Regions from separate parts of the Homo sapiens genome. Here region 2 is linked to region 1. The links are chromatin contacts, found by Hi-C in ENCODE. All regions are on one chromosome and are shown on one strand. Each heading gives the region's core, a stretch centred on a gene start or an enhancer-like site at or near the end of the contact. The rest is flanking DNA. Distances are from core to core; before and after follow the strand shown. Region 1 overlaps TP63 (tumor protein p63). Region 2 has its middle 67 kb from the start of TP63.

Evidence for each region. A loop is a pair of places that touch in the nucleus more often than their neighbours do. Pooled maps may share reads with other maps.
Region 2: a map of PC-3 shows a loop between it and region 1 (2.8-fold over the local background). The contact joins two enhancer-like sites. A Hi-C loop is called at or near these places in 1 of 168 maps with a recorded cell type or tissue (PC-3), 11 of 37 single-sample maps with no recorded cell type and 10 of 50 pooled maps.

The regions. Positions count from the first base shown.
Region 1 is chr3:189,682,199-189,689,896 of GRCh38, forward strand. The region is part of intron 1 of TP63 (tumor protein p63); the gene reads left to right. Among named protein-coding and RNA genes, the nearest start is that of TP63, 55 kb to the left of the region's middle. Within about 2 kb of position 3,838, at least 5 of the 41 ENCODE cell types and tissues checked have a DNase peak (open chromatin) inside an H3K27ac peak, as active enhancers do; they include PC-3, where a contact is called at or near this core.
Region 2 is chr3:189,560,270-189,567,967 of GRCh38, forward strand. No RefSeq gene overlaps it. Among named protein-coding and RNA genes, the nearest start is that of TP63, 67 kb to the right of the region's middle. Within about 2 kb of position 3,727, at least 3 of the 41 ENCODE cell types and tissues checked have a DNase peak (open chromatin) inside an H3K27ac peak, as active enhancers do; they include PC-3, where a contact is called at or near this core.

The DNA.
Region 1 (7,698 bases), core at 2,588-5,087:
AGACCTCAAATAAAAATTAATGAAGAGCATTAATAATTTCCCAAAGAAAGACCACAAATGACCAATGCATATATGAAAAATTCTCAACTTTGCCATAAATCAAAGAGAGGAAAATTAATAATAAACTTCCATTTTCTGTTGAATAAATCAGCACCTTTTTTTTTTTTTAATTACTACTTAGTGTTGAGAAGTTTCTAGGAGGGGGGTACCTTTCTTACACTGCTACCTTAAAAGTGTTACATTATCCTGGAAAAAAATAGGACGATATTTTGCAAAAGCCTCAAGAATGCTGATTGTTTAACCCAGCAGTTTCATTCCTGGGACTTGGTCCTAAGGGGAAAAAAAAAAAAAAAAAATATATATATATATATATATATATATATATATATATATATATCCTATTCACAAGGTTGTTTATTGAAGTATTATTTATAATTGCAAAAAACACAAGGAAATATAACTTTTAGCTAATTTATTTCACTTAGGAGGTCTTTCACCATTATTCTGCACTGAACATTTCTACTCAAAAGTAATACAGGTATCACTCCTGCCTCTGTGATCTAATGGCCTTTTCTATATAGTGCCAGGGTTCCCTTTACCTCATTGACCCCAAACCATAATTTTACTTCCTAAAATTTACTTCTAGACTAGAACTCTTGGGGAGAGTGAATCATTGGATCTCTGGAGTCTCCATTTCTGAATTATGCAAGAATGGTTTATAAATGATACTAATGAGCGCTTACATCCATCAAAAATCATGATAGGGACTTCATTTAATATGCTATTTAATTTAATGATTACAAAATCTTATGCTTCAGATGCTTTTATTATTTCCATTATACAGATGAGGAAACTCAGGATTAGCAGATAATTAGCCTGTCAGTTTCATGCACCTATTAAGTGGCAAGGTTGAGATATAAGCCCTGGATCACCTTATTTTGTGGCTCAAACTCTTAATAATTATAAAGACATTGCCTAAAGGATTCATCATATCTAATGAATATTAGATAACTATGTGCAAGGTACTGTAGTAAGTGCTTTATATGTATCTGTTCATTTAGGCTTCACAGCTCTGAGATAAATATCATTATTATCTCCATTGTACAGATGAGAAAATATGCACAGCACAAAACATATGTTGCCCAAGGCTTATGTCAGTATGTGGCAGAGCTAAAATAAAGCCACATGCATTTCACTTTGCTGCCTTGTGAAGCTCCTACCATCTACATAATGTTTTGATAATAATTTATAACATATGCTTAATTCATTCACTTTCTTTTAGAAACAAATCTTTCTTTGACAACTCAGTTGCTAAAATACAAGATGCTGGAGCAGCAGACACAGGAAACAGGAAAAATGCCACTTCTAAAACATGAAGAGCTATATTTCTTCCTCAACAGCCAGTGAATCAGTTCCATCCCCTATCATATTTAGCATATTGAATGTCCCACTATATAGTTGGACAATTGCAGTTCCCAAACATGGCCAAGATGATTTCATCCTCTGCTCTTTTGTCGGAAACTCGGTCTCCTCTTTATACTTGAACATGAAGTCATTGCAGTAGCCTGCCAATCCTACCCTCTCCTCACTACTTCAGAATTTATAGAATCTCTGTCTTGCATGACCTGGAATAACAACAACTCAGCACCTGCTCTCAAAGTGTTAAAGTGCCCAATGTTCTCACCAGAAGGAAATTTGCAGCATTCAGACATGTCACCTAGGATGAAAAATAGATTCAGTAAGGTTTTACATTCAAAGTTCAAAACTAACAAGGTTTGATTACACCCTGGACATCTGCAGCTTCAGCAACTGCAGGAAAGCAGTTGGTAAAATATCATTATGACGGTAATACAAGGTGTGAGTGGGTAAGAGAAAACCCACAGCATGATGTGGATTTTCTGTACAAATATAACAACACCTTAAGATTACAGAGATTACTCAAAAGAAATACTTTCCTTTCATTCTTTATTCTTTAATTCAGTAATTCAACATTTATTTGGTACCTATGGTATGTAAGACACTTTTCTAGGTACCAGAAATATGAAGCTGAATAAGATACATTCTTCAAAACCTAGTTCTTTAAAACCTAACATCCTATAGGGAAGAGTGATAGTTAATCATCATACACATTATAAATGCTGTGGTGGACATCTGAACAGAGAGTTTTGAGGGTTAAAGAATTCAAATAGTGATCAACTCCACTTTACAAAGTCAAAAAAGATAACAGAGGGAATTTCAGAACAGGAGAATTGCATGTAAGTATGCGTAAAAGTATGAATAAGACTGTGTTCTGAGAATTTTGAGTAGTTTAGTGTACCTGAAGGTTAAGGGCAGGAAGTGAGAGTAGATTAGAGCAAAAGAGAAATATGATGCCTATTAGTGATGTCAAGGGATATAGAATTGATCTATGCATTTCTTATGTTTTCTTTCTTTCTTTTTTTTTTTTTTTTGAGATGAATTTCACTCTTGTTGCTCAGCCTGGAGGGCAGTGGTGCAATCTCGGCTCACTGCAACCTCCGCCTCCCGAGTTCAAGCGATTCTCATGCCTCAGCCTCCCGAGTAGCTGAGATTACAGGCATACGTTACCAAGCCCAGCTAATTTTTTATATTTTTAGTAGAAATGGGGTTTCTCCATGTTGGTCAGGCTGGTCTTGGACTCCTGACCTCAGATGATCCACCCGCCTTAGCCTCCCAGAGTGTTGGGATTACAGGTGTGAACTACCGTGCCTGGCCAAGGATATACTTATATATTATTTGTGTAATAGATATAATCAAACAAATACATATAGAGTAGAATAGTTTAGAAAAGAAGTGAAAGAGCAAAAGGAAGACTACAAAGTATGGCAGACCCTAGACAAACCATAAATGAGAATAGACAAATAGAATGTGGTGGAAATTCTGACTTTTTCTAAACGAATATGAGAGTATTCTAAATGTAACCAAAGACAGAAATCAGTGAGTAGATTACCATAATACCAAAAGTACTTCAAAAAGGAGGAGATTGCAAGGTGGTGGCAGGAGATGGCATGGGGAGGATGCTAAGGGGCTTGGTTGGGTTAGAGTTGATAAAGGCAGAGTCAAATGGACTGGAGAGGTTTTTGTCTCTTCTTAGGTTGATGTTTCTCCCTTTGCCCTGCATTGCAGGTTGTTTCTTCCTCTGCCTCACTTAGTTTTGGATAAGTCCAGTATTTTCCTTTTTTCATCCTCAGTGTTACTCTTCTTTCACTTCTCCTGCCTTTATTCTTTTCACCCTAGCTTCTTTTGTTCTCTAAGGCCCAGTCAAGATGAAGCTTCCCGCAGCCAGCTTCTGTAGCACTTACTTTAAACCTCTCTCATAACATATGGTTTCCTGTGAACTCCATCAAGGCATAAAAGGTTTTAACTCTATATTTCCCAAACTGGTTTGTGTAGCAAGTCTTCAATACATGTGTGTTCAATGGAAGAAAGGAGGAAGAATAGGAAAAAGAAAAGAAAGCTTTTTCTCTCACAGCTGATTTTTCTATAGAATTAGAAATTTGATAGCAATATTGATATTAAATTTGAAAGCATTATTTTATAGCAATAACGCAATTGTATCTTTCCAGTCATCTTACCCCAGACATGTAGGATGTGAATCAGAGGTAATATATTTCTCCTTCTTAAAACAACAACTCCGAGACAATATGAGCTTTTTAAAAGAAGGGAACTATCTGAGAAACAAATGAACAAAGAGAAGGGGGATAAAATGGTGAGAAGAGTACTGCTTTGCTCTGGGAATCAGAAAACCCTACATTTCTGCCTTGACTTTGCACTAAGTAGCTGTCTTGAGTACTGCACTTCATATTTCTGAGTCACAGTTTCTTCTCTTGTAAAATGAGGAGTTTGGCTCAAAGTTCTCCAAATTGTTTGATTATGTGGCAGAAAGTAAAGAAGAAGAGAGTGCAGAGCTGTGACTCGTCATTTCCGGAGGGAAAGGAAAGCACAGAGGAATGTGTACTCTTGGTGTCCAGGTTCAGGCCTCCATCCTGATCACTAATTTTTGAGTTTGTCCCTTGAACTTTTACCTGTTTTCTTTTTATGAGACAAAACTTATATTTTAGATTCTGTCTTTGCAGTTTCTCCTCCTTCATACTGAAGCTGGCAATAGAAGACAGTGAGTGAGTAAGAAGTGTCTTAAACAAGAATGGCTGGAAACAGAGCTCTCTCCCAGGCAGGGTGGTAATGCCAGCAATTCAAAGAAACTAAGATGTGGCATCACAGGATGTCTCCAGTTTTTGGGGATCATGGACCCTCATATCTTGGCTTTCAAAAAGTGAATGGTAGGTGGCTGTTGACTGAGGCTTTCTTAGAAACATAATTTCATGAACTACTGGAAAGAGACAGGAACTTAGAGTCTACCCAGTGGAAAAAGAATAAATAAATAAATAAATAAATAATGCCCAAGAGCTTAAAAAAATGATAGCAAAGTTTACAAACTTGCCAGATAAGGGAACATACCACCAGTAAAATAATTCACTGAGAACTTTACTCAGGGGGTGGGGGGCAGGGGCAGGGTTTTTTTTTTTTTTTTTGAGACAGAGTCTTACTCTGTCAGCCATGCTGGAGTGCAGTGGCACAATCTCAGCTCACTGCAACCTCTGCCACCCAGGTTCAAGCGATTCTCCTGCCTCAGCCTCCCGAGTAGCTGGGATGACAGGCACCTGCCACCACGCCCAGCTAATTTTTGTATTTTTAGTAGAGACGGGGTTTCTCCATATTGGTCAGGCTGGTCTTGAACTCCTGACCTTGTGATCTACCTGTCTCAGCCTCCCCAAGTACTGGGATTACAGGTGTGAGCCACCGCGCCTGGCCAAGGGTCAGGGTTTTTAATGCTAGGAAGAGGAGGTCCTTGGTGGTTGGGTGAATGAAGGATTGAAAATTAGCACTCTAGATAAGGGAGAAGTGGTCTACAGATCTGTACACAGTTGGGCAAAATGAGCTCCATTGTCTTCAGTTAGGTTCAATAGAGTCTGGAGTACCCAGATCATTCAAGTCCATGGTCAAATCAGCTCCACTTGATTTGACTCAGTTATGATGAAACGGTACATAGTTTTGCTATTTTCTAGGTGAGTTTTCACATAAATGCAAAGTTTTCTTTTAATACAATCCAATCCCATCATTTTAGAGATGGGAAAACCAAGACAAGAAATGGAAAAACACTTGCCTAGTTTGAATGATTCCACATTTGTGTCAGAAATCAGCATTATTTTATCTTTGATGCTTGCCTGTTACTTGAGCTTGATAACTTTACAGCCCTGCCTCAGTTGAAGTCTTACCTCCTTTGTAAAAGGGGAACCTAGTTTGTAGTCTCCTTTTGTAATTTCAAGGGAATATAGAATTGCAAATAAAAATGAAGTGGGCTGCTACAAAAAACAGTGAGACTCCGAATTATCTAGGTTACTTAAAGAATAGCAAGACAACCACGTAGTAGGGCCACTAGAGGGAAATATCAAGCTTCAAATGGGCGACTGGACAATGTGCCCTTTAAAGTGACTTCTAATTCTAATGTACAATGGTAGAGGAACCATGAGTATTGTATCGTTACCCTCACTGTCTTCTCTTCTACCATAAACATCTTGAGAGAAGAAATAATGTCTTATTTACAGTTCCCTGAAATGTAGCAGGTGTCCAATAATACCTGTTAAATAACAGAATGAACATAAAAACTGTGAAGCAAACAGTTGGAGATCCTTTGGAAGGACATCTGTCAAGACTAGACTATGTTATGGCTCTTTATTTCCCTTTCATTTCAAAGAAGCTCTCAAAGTAATGTGATCTGAAAGAAAAAAAAAAAACAGCTAGCAACTTGCTCATCTATTACAGCTTTGTAATTCTGTTAGAGGAGAAGTGAAGCAATGGTTATATTAAAAAGCCCAGAAATAAGCTTCAATACTTGGCTCCTTCAAAGGATTTTGGGGTTGGGGGATTGAGTTTAAAGAAATTGGTTCTGAGGAAAATGCACTAAAATTAAAATCTTCAAGTTATAAAATGCCTTAGAGATAATATTGTCTTCCTCCATTTTAGAAATGAATAACTCGAGATGTCCAGGTGAAATACAATTTAACTAAAGTCTCCACATTTCTAGGTCTTACAAATTCAGAAATGTTAGCAGTGAATATGAGTACAGGATATAATCCTTCCTAAGATAAGAAAGATTTATACCCTTCTTTAGTGCCTGGGGAAAGCTCCTTGATTATAAACAGACAGTTGGTTGCTGAAGAGGATGCAGTTCACACACACTTCTGACACTGAGCTTATTCACTACAATACCTCTGTGTCCTAGAAACAGCTGTTTCATCTCCTCTGGCTCTGAGGCTACTTCCTGACCTATCGTCTCTCAAAATCCACCTGAGTTCTTATCACTGTACCCTTTTGCTAGTAAAGATGTGGCTACTGATAGGGGTCAATGCTGCAGGGGTTTATGGCCAGAAAGATTGGTAAGGGAGCTGATAAAAAACCTGATATCCACTGTGACAGTATCTGGCTTCACCAGTCACACTCTAGGACCTAGCCAAAAGCAAATACGTTGTTGTTTATGTAAATGGTTGCTGAAGAGGTCCTGGCAGGATTTTTGTTTATAGCAGGTGAATCTATCTCCACATGCTTATTAGGGAGTTAAAGCTGTTTCCTGTACCACCTTATTCTTTCCTGAATTAAGAATCTCAAAACACTAGACCCACAAGATGATTTACAGGTCATCTTGTATTCATTCCTCACTTTACAATGGCAGCGACTAAGTCCCAGAGAGGGGAAGTAAACTGCTTGATTCACAACATGAAGCAGTGACAGATGGGATTTTGGGACTCCTGGAATATCTTCCACCATACTCTTCTAATTTCATCAACACATAGAATGACAGAGTGGCCAGCATTCAAATCTACCTTTTTCTTTTTTTTTTTTTTTTTTTTTTTTTTTTTTGAGACGGAGTCTCACTCTGTCGCCCAGGCTGGAGTGCAATGGCATGAACTGGTTCACTGCAACCTCCGTTTCCCAGGTTCAAGCGATTCTCCTGCCTCAGCCTCCTGAGTAGCTGGGATTACAGGCACGTGCCACACTGCCCAGCTAATTTTTGTATTTTTAGTAGAGATGGGGTTGCATCATGTTGGTCAGGCTAGTCTCAAACTCCTGACCTCTGGTGATCTGCCTACCTTGGCCTCCCAAAGTGCTAGAATTACAGATGTGAGCCACCATGCCCAGCCCAAATCTACCTTCTTATAGGTGGAGAAACTGAGACCCTGAGGTTCATTTCACATGTATAAGGCAATACACATACTTAGTTGTAGAATTTGTTCTACAACAAAAATTCTTCACCTAAAGAATTTGGGGTCCATTGTTGAGCTACTGGGGATTTCTTGAATCGTGTATTGGGAGTGTGCCAAAATTGTGTGCAAATATGTTCATTTTTCTGAGTATATAAATTGTATTAGGTATTCAAAAGGGTCATGCCTCAAAAAAAGGATAGGTAACATTGGTCTATGTCCTAGATTACTGCTCATTGTGGCAGTTATGATGTATATTTTTAATTGTCTTAAGGCCATACATAAGAGGAGTTTCTGTCTTGACTTGTTGGGAAACTAGCAGTTCATCTCTTTGCTAAAGTAGTGTTTATACTGAATGGTCCACTTGAAATATCATTAGTCACTTTATAGGACAGGTAATGGCAGGAGAGGAGGGTGAATA
Region 2 (7,698 bases), core at 2,477-4,976, 120 kb before region 1:
CTTTCTACAGATGTCTAGCCAGTTTTCCCAGCACCATTTGTTAAATAGGGAATCCTTTCCCCATTTCTTGTTTTTGTCAAGTTTGTCAAAGATCAGATGGTTGTAGATGTGTGGTATTATTTCTGAGGGCTCTGTTCTGTTCCACTGGTCTGTATCTCTGTTCTGGTACCAGTACCATGCTGTTTTGGTTACTGTAGCCTTGTAGTATAGTTTGAAGTAAGGTAGCGTGATGCCTCCAGCTTTGTTCTTTTGGCTTAGGATTGACTTGGCAATGTGGGCTCTTTTTTATATCTCAAAATAATAAGAACTATTTATGACAAACCCATAGCCAATATCATACTGAATGGGCAAAAACAGGAAACATTCCCTTTGAAAACTAGCACAAGACATGGATGCCCTCTCTCACCACTCCTATTCAACATAGTGTTGGAAGTTCTGGCCAGGGCAATTCAGCAGGAGAAGGAAATAAAAGGTATTCAATTAGGAAAAGAGGAAGTCAAATTGTCCCTGTTTGCAGATGACATGATTGCATAGCTAGAAAACCCCATCATCTCAGTCCAAAGTCTCCTTATGCTGATAAGCAACTTCAGCAAAGTCTCAGGATACAAAATAAATGTGCAAAAATCACAAGCATTCTTATACACCAATAACAGACAAACAGAGAGCCAAATCATGAGTGAACTCCCATTCACAATTGCTTCAAAGAGAATAAAATACCTAGGAATCCAACTTACAAGGGATGTGAAGGACCTCTTCAAGGAGAACTACAAACCACTGCTCAACTAAATAAAAGAGGACACAAACAAATGGAAGAACATTCGATGCTCATGGATAGGAAGAATCAATATCGTGAAAATGGCCATACTGCCCAAGGTAATTTATAGATTCAATGCCATCTGCATCAAGCTACCAATGACTTTCTTCACAGAATTGGAAAAAACTACTTTGAAGTTCATATGGAACCAAAAAACAAATTGTACACTTTAAACATGTGCAGTTTATTGTATGTAAATGATGCCTCAATAAAGTTATTTAAAGTTATGAGTTTCTGTTCATGGAAATACATATTTCCTTTTTAAAGTCAAATTCTCGGGGAAGGGTCCTAAGCTTCATTTGCTGTTGGATAGCAGGGAAAGCAAGCTCATTACAGGCTATCATGGGTATTTCCTGGGAATGATTATGCAATCCATAAATCTGAGCTCACTTCCTCATGGGGTCTTGCTCCACAGTCCTACTCTCTTTTTCAGGAGGTCACCTCTTGATGTCTCTAAATTAGCAACTTTAGGGAGCTATTGCATACACTCTATTACTGAACTCCAAGCTCGATCACAGAATCTTCCCTCAGTTCTCTTTAGTAACAATGTAACTTTTCTGAAGGCTTCAGGACTAACAAAGTTGGAGAAAAAATTGTTTTACATTAATTGTGAAACAAAAATCTTGAAATTGAACATGGAGTTTCCATGTGTGGGATGCTGCAACTGACGTCTATGGCCTATAAAAGCCAATTATTAGATATTCAGCAATCTTTCAAGCTAGTGGTCAAGCATAGCTGTTATTAAAAATTAAAGTACATACATTTAGAACTAAATGATATTAAAATCAGAGACAATGGATATTCTAAACTCATCACTTCTTACATCCACTATGATCTATGCTCTTGGGGTTTGCATCTCTTACAAACTCACATTCCATGACAGCAGGTTGGCATCTTGAAATCAGCCATTGTGGGAATATTTACACCGCAGAAATGAGCTAATAGTACAAATAGAGGCTTAATTTATTGCTTTGTTGACGAGGAAGTGATGGAGAAAGTGTTTATAATGCAGATTAAAACTGCATTGTGTCTCTGGTCATTGTATTGTGAATAGCACCAAAAATTGAGAAACTATTATTTCAGTATTTGAAAACTATTATTTGATTCAATGCCTAAGTGGCTTGGGTAATTGACAAACCAAAGTTCTGAGGAATATTTTTGTTGTTTCACTTTTGTCTTACTCACTAAACAATACCAATCAATATTCATACTGGAGTTATATTCACCCATCAGTTGCAACCACAGGTTGGCTATACAAGAGTTTAACAAAAACTGATAACAGAATTCTATTGTATATTCTGTTATTATTTATAATTTTGTGCTATGTAAACATTATGTCAATAAAATTTATAATAAGCTTATATACATAAAAATATGCATCCATTTTTCACAAAAAAGCCAGCAGCTAAACATTTAGAAGTATACTATTAGGCTGCTTTCACAGTTTATAAGCCCAGATGCTATGCAGAGATTTTCTTCTTGAGTATTTTTGTCTTGGCAACTTCCTGTCACTTGGTTGCACTTACCAGTTTACTTCCCTGTAATAGGACTTGCTTGGCCCTGAACTGTAAACAGTGAAGAATATTTTAGTCGCATTTCCATAGCTAGTCACTACCTAGGAGAGTCTCTTCAAATAAGGCAATACCTGACTTTGAAAATGGTGGTTTTTCTAGCTTTAGTTTTTCAGTTGCAGCAGGAACTCTGTTACCTAAGTTAAAATACCAAAGGCAGAAACTATGTGAATAAAATTGATAGATTTGCCACGTTAAAAAGCGGTGCTTCTATAGTACGGAAAACATCATTAACGAAGTTTAAAAACTAAAGATTAATAGGAAAACATGTTCAATAACTATTTCAAAGGATTGTTGGCTTTAAAGTATAATTTTTACACTTCTGTAAGAAAACAATAATACCATGAAGAATAAACAGGCCAAAGTCATGAACAGAAATTTCACAAGGAAATTCAAATGGCAAAAAAAAATACAATAATAACCTCACCAGTAATCAAAACAATTAAAATTAAAATAAGATACATTCACTTTTAAATTTAAAGATTTTTAAATGATTATCTGGGAGAATGTATTGTGGGGAAATACAGGGACTCTCAAATAATTCGATAGGAGTGAACTTGCACCCACTTTCTGGAGGACTTTTTGGCAGGACCCTTCTTGTCTCTTGACCTCACAGTTCTACTTTAATAATTCATTTAAAGGTAATATTTAAATACATGTGGAAAGATGTAGCTAAAAAAATATTTATCACAGCTTTGTTTATAATAAATTTTTAAAAATAACTTACATGTCTAATAAGAATGAATCAGTTATTTACACAGATACAGAATCCTAAGCAACTGTAACAATTATTTAATGAAATATTATTAACTGTCATGGAATGACTTTAATGATATATAATTGTGGAATGAAAACAGCAGATGTAAAACTATGTATAACATGATCTCACACTTGATATAAATATGATTTTATATATACAATTATTTGTGTATATGTTACATACATACATATACACATAATGCATAAGATCTTAAAGGATATACACCAAAATGTTAATTGAGCTTTTGTTTCAGGTGGTTTTATTTTCTTCTTCGATTCTTTTCTTATTTGTATTTAATTGTTCTACATTGAGCATACGTTACTCGTACAATAGAATTTAAAAACCCATCCCTACACTATCTCAGCACTTTATGAGTTTCATAATCAGGTGATTCAAGGACTTGTTAGTACTCAGATTCTTGGGAATTGCAGCTGTCCTGCCTAGAGATGCAATTGGACGTAGCTCAGCAGGATAAGTACAACCTACAAGGGCACTCCTGGAAGGAGGAGAATTCCCTGTGTTTGCATTTTTTTCTGGCTACACAAATGCTGTGCTGACTTAACAGCCCACAGGTGGCTGTTCTCTTCTGCCTCGGTGTGGAAATGGAAAGAGAGACTGACTAATTTTACTGAATCATTTTACTAGTTATGTGACTGTGGGTTTGGTTACCCACAGGCATTTCTGCTGCAATTGGTTAGCCTGGGGGAAGTTTTATTTTAACATGTTCACAGAGGCTTTTCCTGTCCAAGTGAATGGTTGTGAATGACAGCGAGGGAGACTACACCCTCTCACGTATATCCATATACAAGGATTGGGACAGCCTGACCTTCTGGGATTATATCCTTTTTTTGGCATCTCTGGGTAAAAGGCCTTAGGCTTCTAACTTCAATGTTGGAATTTTGACTACAGGGCAATGTCTCATATTTCAAGCATCTCTGTAGCCTACCCTTTACAACTATCCTGAAGAGACCTCTATCCATCTGCCACAAAAAAGACCTAACACCGAGGTTGCTTCTGGAGTTAAGAGCCTGGAGTTTGCTGCCTAAGACTATGGGAAGGCTACTTCCGCACTTAAATGTGAAGTGACCCTTGGTAGGATCTGTGTTCAGTATCCCCATCATTTCTTCAGTTGAATCTATTGACAAAGGCATCATTAAAAGCAATCAACTTACATTTCATTTTGATGACCTTGTAAACAAAAAATAAAATCCTAAGCCCCCACCATCTGAACAGGCCCCCTCTTGGCCAAGGGATTCCAGAAAAACCTAAAAACTGAGTTTCCAGCCATGACCCATGATGGGACAGGAGGTCAAACATACTCTGTTAACCCCTCTCCTTTTTGCAGTTTAGACATAACTGACCAGCATTAATGTTAAAATAGAGACCACAAGACTGACAGAACAGACTCTTTATGACAATAGACTATCAAATTATAAACAGGACCTAAGGCCATGCCATGCAAGAGTTAAGTCACATGCCTGCACTAAAGAATAAACTGTGTTCTAACCATGCCACAAGGCTTTTCTTTAGCATCTAAACAAGCACTGGTCTTGAAAGAAGCAATATTAAGACAATTTTCAGCTCACCACCATACACTCACTGACCTCACTGTTTTACCTGCCATAATTATAGCTTTGATTGGACAAGTGACTGATTTCAGTAACTTTCTTCTGATAAGAAGACCACTGACCATGGACTGGCTCTGGTTGGTTTACAGAGGCTGTGCACTGACTGGAATTCCTTGTGTCCTGAAAAGACCTTTAGATGGATAGGGACTAATTATAATACATTTAAATATTGTCCCTACTCCAAGGTGAACTTTCTTCTTTCTTTCTTTCTTTCTCTTTCTTTCTCTTTTCTTTCTTTCTTTCTTTTTCTGTCTTTCTCTCTTTCTTCTTTCTCTCCCTCCCTCCCTCCCTCCTTCCTTTCTTCCTTCCTTCCTTCCTTCCTTCTTTCTTTCTCTTTCTTTCTTTGTTCTATATATGAACGTGGGTCATATGTAACATGCATGTTTGTTCAATACACATGCGTCCGGACCACCTTCATGAATATTCACCTCCTCTCGTAACCTGTTGAATATGTATGTTTAGCCAATGCACTCAGCATAAAGCTCCTACCCAATCTCGTTTGAAGGGCCTGTGCTTCTCAGCCTGCAGGATGACCACTTTGAAGGATGTAACCTTTTTATTAAAAAATAAAGTTTCCTATTCTAAATTTATAATTTTATAATTTTTTTTCAAAGTTAGCAACCTATACTGGACTTCAAAAATATGCCAAGAGCGGTGCTAGATGCTGAGAATAGAAAAATAAGTTAGACAAAGCCCTGAACTCTAGTGATATACAGTCCACAAGAGAATTTGCATGAAAAAATATGGCTTGTCCATAAAGTCTGGAAACATAAGCATATATGCCTAATAATATATGCATGTCAAGAATGTCGCCAATATATAAAACTGATAAGGTAATATCATGTATGTCCCCAGACTTTATAGATAGCCTGTTGAACATAAAATAATAAGTAATATGGTGACTATAGTCAGATCTTAGATTCCAGTGAATAATTAATTCTTCCAGGTAAAGGTAGTTTTAAAGAGGAACAGACCCTCATCCTGTTTGAGGATAGAGGTCACAAGAACTTCTCAAGAAGTGAAGATGCAGTGTATTGTTTTCTGGGATTGGCTGGGGTACTGAAAACTAAACAAAGAGATAGTGGCAAAAGTTTTCTTCCATTCATGACCATTCTTTCAGCAGCCAGATGTTTGACAACCATCATATTGATACTGGTAGAAACACATATTCAGAGAGTGGGCAGGGCAGTTAACAGGGGTGGTAGCTTGTCATTTTGTCATATCAGAGATGTGGCTGCTTGATAGTCTGTAGTGACTTCCTACAATTTTCCAATGCTACAAAATTAATCATAAACTTCTCAACCTACAGGGTCTCACACAGTACCTTAAATAGTCCCCTGCAGGTCTGGGCTAGGTGGGAGGGTTTCCGTAGTCAATATTCTTGACCCTGAGATTTGAAGGCTTGGTGCAGTCAAAGTTAATGAGGATCAAAGCCCACGTAGAGTCCAGGGGTAGAAACTGGGAGAGAAGCCTCACTCACCTGGCATCACCTAGAAGCTTGTTAGAAATGCAGACTCTTTGCCCCACCCCATGCCTAATGAATCCAAATCTGCACTGTAACAAGATCCCCAGATGATTTATGTAATACTGGTCTGCAGACCGGACTTTGAGTAGCAAAGATTTAAACTGCTATTTCTCTAACTTGGATGTATATTGAAATTAACTGGGGAGTTTTAGGAAACACTGATCTCTGATCTCTGCTGCATATTTGCAGATATTCTTGTCCAAAAACCAAAGGGCAGAAGATAGGAGACGTGACCAGGAAAAACTGTTACCAAGAAATATGTTCTCAGTGTCAGAACTCAATGGGCATGTAGATTGGATGGACCAATGATGGGCCAACAGGCAGACTGGTAAGTAAATAGATGGATAAGAAGAGGCTAAAGGACTTTGAAATGAAGATTTTTAATTTTGTAAGTAACTTTGGGTTATGCTTTCTCTTGATAAGCTTGGGCCAGTGTTTCACACAGCTTATCTGTAGAATTACTGTAAAGGAATACACATTTTAAAATGTAGATTCTGGGCCACACCTTCAGATACTGAATCAGCATTTTCAGAGAGGAGACCAAGTAATCTGCATTTTCTATACATGCTTCAGGAGAACATTCTATATACTAAAGTATAATAAGGACTTCTTTAGACAGTGTCCTGGCTAACTGTTAGAGGAACAATCTAAATTGAAGTGTTTCTCCATGAGAGGGATTTTGGTATATACTTGGGCAAGACAATTTTTCATTGTACAATATTGACCGATACTTAAATGTTTAGAATCCCTGCCTCCAACTACTAAATTCTACAGCATGACCCCGTCATTGTGACAACCAAAATGCTCTCTGTTATATTTCTAAATGGTGCCTCCAAGCTACAAAGCACTAGCTCAAACTCCCAAGTTCCCTGACAGAATCATGTGAAAGACTATAAGTGTACAGAGAGTTGCCTATGTATGACAGCTGACTACATCAGAGATTGAGTTCAGACAAGTGAAATCATACTTCTTGAAGCTATGAATATGTATAAGTGAGGAGGTTTGAGGTAGAGTGCAAAGAATCCTGAACCTGAAATCAGTCTGCTTGAATTTGAGGCCACTCGCTAGCTGTGCAAATGAGATAACATTAAGTCACCATTTCTTTTGCCTGGGTCTATTTCCTTGTTTATAAAATGGAAAGAAAAATAACTGGTTCAGTTATCTTACAGGACTGTTGGGAGATGATGAATACACTATGTTTTAGAAGGTCTTCTGTAGCCCTGATAGTGCAGCCAGCAAGTTTTCCCAATGGTTGAAATATGGGTAACAAGTTGCTCAAATAAAAATAAACTACAGCTGCAACTTTAAATGTTGTTTTTGACTCTAGCCCCTGCAACCTAAAGCCTCTTAGAATTCCCCTACACATATTCAAGAGCAGATGGTCAATGGGAAATTCCCAT